2 separate regions of the Homo sapiens genome follow, and region 2 is linked to region 1. Evidence: read pairs that join two places in POLR2A ChIA-PET (ENCODE). Cell type or tissue: IMR-90. All regions are shown on one strand. Each heading gives the region's core, and the rest is flanking DNA. Links, peaks and the distances in the headings are about the cores only.

Region 1 (2,811 bases), core at 33-2,532:
ACAGAGGCAGAGGCACAGAAGAGAGAAAACCCCTTCCCCCCTCAGAACCCTTCCCCTCCCAGAGCCTCCTTTATGCAGATGATAATTTAATCAGAAAACTGAGTCTCATTAAACGCAGGTTGGCAAATTGTCGTTCTTGAGCCCAATGTGGCCTGCTTACCCTCTCCAGTTAAAAAAAAAATGTGTTTCATATTTTTTAAATGTTATTATAAATTTTAAAAAGAAGGAGAAAAATATGTAAGGAAGACCACATGTAGCCTATAAAACCGAGAATATTTATTCTCTGGCCCTTTGCAGATAGTTTGCTTAGCGCCCTTGATTCTAGAGGGTGAAGCTTTTAGCAGTGGAATTGTAGGCATGAGTGAAGGCATGGAAGAATTTTGTGGTATGAGGCTTTGGCCAGCCCTGTTTAGTTTGTTTAAAAACAAACTAAAAAAAAAACATACACCGATAAGTTGTGGAAGTTTTTTAATAACTCGTCCACAGGAAACGGATGCGTTGTTGACAGATTTCTGTGGCTGGGGAAGAGCCTGCTGCCTTTATTATCATGGATTCTCCTGACTATTTCACAGTAGCTGTTTCTGTTAATATATACCTACCTTGAACCAGGTAGTGCCCAAGGTACTTTTCATACATTTAGCCTGCGTAATCCCCACAACACTCTAAGAGGTAGGTGTAGTTACTATCCCCATTTTGCAAATAAGTAAAACAGATCTTAGAGATTGAATTGGTCAAAGACACACAACTGGTTAGCAATTTGGGACCACTGGCACCAACATGTAACCACCACCCTATACTGCTTTTTAGCTCTGATGAAAGGAGCATGACAGGTTTTCTTTCTATAGCCCAGTGGAAGGTTCTTGATTCTTAAGCCTGCTTACCAGGCTCCTCTGTTTTCCATCCTCTGGCTCCAGCCCTCTGCAGCCCACCTTCTCTCCTAACATAGGTCCCAGTGTGGGGGTGGAGGGAGACGCAGGCAGTGCAATCATCGAGCTGTGTTGTGCAACCATATAATATATCCCAGTCCTTCAGGAAGTTTGACAAACTGGAATATGTGTTTAGATTTCTAAACTCGGAGGCATTTCAGAGCAAAGAGGATCTGGCTGTGTCCTCCAGATGGTTACAAATGGTTTTACTCTCCTGTGTTTGGTTGGCTTGCAGCTGCCACAGGAATACAGCTGTTTACAGAGTCTGCAAAAGGGAATATGCAGGGAATGTCAATGTCATCGGCCTGCTTCTTTCTCCCTCAGGAAGGGAGAACAGTCTGGCCTGAGAGTGTCTGATGTGAGAACACATCCAACAGGATCAGGAAGAATTTATTGAGCGGTCACAGAGGGTTTGAAGCCCCAACACAAGCCTGGAATGCAGTGTGCCAATGGGCATGCATTAGGCTCCTATGGTTGCCATCACAAATGATCACAAACTGGGTGGCTTACAACAACAGAAATGTATTCTCTCATAGTTCTGAAGGCCAGAAGCCTGAAATCAAGGTGTTGGCAGGGCCACACTCTCTCTGAGGGCTCTAGATAAGAAGCCAGTCTTTGTCTCTTCCAGCTTCTGGATCAGCTGCACCCTCCAATCTCTGTGACTATGGTCACATTGTCTCTTTATCTTCTGTCTGTCTTCTCTTCTTTGTGTCTTTTATAAGGATACTTGTAGTTGAACTTAAGATCCATTCAGATGATCCATGATGATCTCTGTATCTTATGATTCTTAACTAATTAAATACATATATTTTTTAGATGGAGTCTCGCTCTGTCGCCCAGGCTGAAGTGCAGTGGCACAATCTTGACTCACTGCAACCTCCACCTCCCGGGTTCAAGCAATTCTCCTGTCTCAGCCTCCCAAGTAGCTGGGATTACAGGTGCATGTCACGTTGTCACCAGGCCAATTTTTGTATTTTTTGTAGGGACGGGGTTTCACCATGTTGGCCAGGCGGGTCTCAAACTTTTGACCTCAGGTGATCCACCCACCTTGGCCTCCCAAAGTGCTGGGATTACAGGCATAAGCCACTGCTCCTGGCACCTAATTATATTTGCAAAGACTCTTTTCCCAAGTAAGGTAACATTCATAGGTTCCAGGGATCAAGACAAGGACATATCTTTTTGGGGCCACCATTCAGTCCACTGTAGGTGTGTATTAACATAGGAGAGAAAAAGAGAGGACAGGTCAGAGAAGGAACCAGTTGCCTACACAGAGATTCTACCATCAATCAGGCCAGCCTTTAATCATATTTTTTGGTCAAGGGGAAATGCATCATTTGCCATTAGTAGTGAGTATCAAAGATACAGTGACCTCAACAATGCAGGTGCTTATATTTACCATGTAATGAAAAGTTAAGAGATAGACAGCCTAAGACTATTATGCTGTCTCATCATCACCCGGGATTCAGGCACTGTCTATCCTTCTGCCCCTCATCTGTCAATTTGGCCGTAGTCCAAGGCTTCCATTCTTAATATGGCCACATGATTCAACTAGGGTGCTGGAGCTTCAGCCATCCTATCTCTATTTCAGGCAGGAAAAAAAGATGGGAAGGGTAAATGGCAAGTGCCTGCTGAACTAGCCTACTTACAGAGCTTCGGAGAGGGCATCCCAGTGCTTACATCTCACTGGCCAGAACACAATAACCCCTACCTGTAAGGCCAACTGGGAAAAATAGGGATGTGTGTGTGTGTGTGTGTGTGTGTGTGTGTGTGTGTGTGTGTGTGATATAGTTGTTAGATGTGCTGCTAAAGTGAATAAAATGAAGGGATAATTAGTAAGGATGTGGGTAGGCAACTAGCACTCTCTACCACGGGGGCTCTATAAGTC
Region 2 (2,811 bases), core at 293-2,792, 99 kb before region 1:
TGTGCATACAACTGCTAGGACAATCTCTGTAAAGTACAACCCTCATCATAATATTTTCTGCTTACAAACCTGCAATCACTTTCTCTTGCTGACTGAGGTTAGTACAAATTCCTCACTTTGTATTGAATGTCTGTGACAAAAATTTCTAGTCTTGTTTCTTAGAGTTTCCTTGCACTCCTAAACTCTTAAACCAAACTTGGCTGCAAACACTTCTCTAAAAGGAGCCTGTTTCTTCTGCCTTTTCCCAAGCTGTTTCCTAGACCTGGAGAGCCCTCCTTCCCTTTCCTTTAGAATAGTCTAAAAGTCCCTTTATTTTTCTTTTTTCTTGTTCTTCTAATAGATATAATTTAATGTGCCAGAGGCTGCTGATTGCCTGTCAATATCTATTTTCCCTTTCACCTTTTAGAAATAGAATCTTTGAGTTTTGCTAGTCATATAGCTCCTTGGAATGAAGGCGTTTCCCAGCTTCCATCATAACTCAGTGTCCAAGGAGCTGTGACCAGAAGCAAGGTGTACAACAACTGCGTCACACCTAAGAGAAGGAAGTACGTCTTCCCTCTCCTTCTCCCTCTTTCCACTAGATGAAATACAGACCAAGGTGGTGTGTTGGGGAGCTATACAGTCTTTAGCCATGCAGATAAAGGCAACAACATGAGACAGCAGAGCCGAGAGTTAGATGGAACCTGGGCCCCAACAAAATGGACCTGTCATATAAGCCCTGGACTCCCTGTGCTCAGACCATTAAGTATGAGGAAAAAATATTTCTATCTTGTTTAATTCTCTGGTTTTGGTATTTCTTGGCTGTCTTTGTTACAGTAGCCAATCTGTATCCTTAGAAATACATTCTTATGATGAGTTCATGTCCTTTGCAGGAGCATGGATGAAGCTAGAAGCCATCATTCTCAGCAAACTAACACAGGAACAGAAAACCAAACACCGCATGTTCTCACTCATAAGTGGGAGTTGAACAATGAGAACACTTGGACACAGGGAGGGGAACATCACACACCAGGGCCTGTCAGGGGTTGGGGGGCAAGGGAGGGAGAACATTAGTACAAGTACCTAATGCATGCGGGGCTGAAGACCTAGATCATGAGTTGATAGGTGCAGCAAACCACCATGGCACATGTATACCTATGTAGCAAACATGCACATTCTGCACATGTATCCCAGAACTTGAAGAACTTAAAGTAAAAAAAGAAAAGAAAAGAAATATAGTCTCACTTCTTTGATCATCTACACCCCTCTGAGTTTTTCCTAAAGGATTTCTTAAATTTACCATGTAGCAGAGTAAACATGGAATTTGAAGCTAGATAGCCCTGGCTTTGAATCCCAGCTCCACCACTTCTCAGCTGGGTGGCTCCAGCCTACTTGCTTAGTCTCTCTGAGCTTCAGTTTCTTTACCTGCAAGCACTGAAGACAACAGTCCATGGAGTAACTTTCCACTATTCTGAGCTGCCTCTCTAGGGTGATTTTCATCTGGCTGTGTGGACCTCATGAGTCACTCTTCTCCACTATAGGAAAATACCAACCACAGAAACCAAAATGTTCACATCTGCTACTCAGGCACCCTCTCCCACGAAGCAAGCTGGAAATGCTGACACATTCTGCAGCTCTCCCTTGGCTGTAATCTGGGCAGACCATCACCCCTCTGTTTGTAGATGCAAGGCTATGATTCACCCTTCCTCAATCCAATTCCTTACATAAAGAGATTATTATAATTCCAAATTCCCAGCTTATTCTTCATACACTCATAGATGCTTAGAGTTACAAGGCACTTGAGGGTCTTGTGGTCCAATCTTCCCTCTGAAATCAGTGCGGCCCTGGTGAGGACTTCCTCCACAGCCTGTCTCACCAACAGGCATCTTGCCTCTGCTGAATGTGCCTACTTGTCACATGGCAGCCTGTTCTATTTTTTGACAGCAAAATCATTATAAGTTTCTTCCTGATACCTTTATTTAGTCCCATTTCTGGAAGGCTCATTACTTAAAAATGTTAACCCAGGATGGAATAATTCAGAGACTGTGCTCTACAGAGCTAATCTAATTTCTTGTATACATCTTTATTGATGTCAATTTTGGGAGACTTATCTTCATCATCTTCTTCATCTTCTACTATCTCACACATGGCTAGTGGTTTTCAAATGTTTCTAATCAAGCATCTCTATCAGTAAATACTTTTTGAGCATGTCTCTCCAAACATATCCATACTTATTTATATAATAATATATGTATTACTGTGTTAGCATTTTAGAAAATGAATGAGACACATATAAAAATAGATATTAAAGATGATAAGAAAAATGTAAATGTGAGTTCAAATAGTTCCTGCTCGCATTTCAAGGGATCATCTTGCACATCCCCTGGGCTGCAGATCTCTCTCTTTGGAAATGACTGAGCTATTCATGATGCCCCTCCTCACCAGCATACAAGCCCTATATGAGGACAGAGATTCTGTCTTATGTTCTCTGTTGTGCCCGGTGCTTAGAACAATGTCTGGCTTAGAACAGTATCTGGTGCACAGGACACATTCTGTAACTTTTTTTTAATCAATCAGTGATTCCCAGATCTTTATTTATAGCACAGATTCTTCATTTCCAACTGTCTACAAGACAGCTTCACCTGGATCTCCTCAGGTATTTCAAACCCAACACACACCCAGCTGAACTCTTCATCTCTAGTGTCTTCCCCCACCAAAGTGTCATCATTTGATTCTCACTGCCTACTTCACACCTGTCCCCCATGTCGCTAAACTGGTTGACATTAAACACACAACTGACTGATCTCACTTTAAATTAAAGACCATACATCT

The links. ChIA-PET counts read pairs that join two places held together with the same protein. Peaks named below come from ENCODE experiments on the same cell type or tissue, not always from the same donor. Only the 100,000 strongest peaks of a DNase experiment are listed, where the experiment ranks them.
Region 2: POLR2A ChIA-PET joins it to region 1 with 8 read pairs; 2 of 35 experiments call an interaction of 5 or more read pairs at or near these places.

The regions. Positions count from the first base shown.
Region 1 is chr4:53,785,765-53,788,575 of GRCh38, forward strand. No RefSeq gene overlaps it. Among named protein-coding and RNA genes, the nearest start is that of LNX1-AS2, 190 kb to the left of the region's middle. In IMR-90, for the core only: no CTCF peak of the experiment used is centred there; a DNase peak (open chromatin) is centred at 1,117; H3K27ac peaks cover 2,343 bases.
Region 2 is chr4:53,686,825-53,689,635 of GRCh38, forward strand. No RefSeq gene overlaps it. Among named protein-coding and RNA genes, the nearest start is that of LNX1-AS2, 95 kb to the left of the region's middle. RefSeq lists enhancers at 1,365-1,414, 1,445-1,654. In IMR-90, for the core only: no CTCF peak of the experiment used is centred there; a DNase peak (open chromatin) is centred at 1,597; H3K27ac peaks cover 1,138 bases.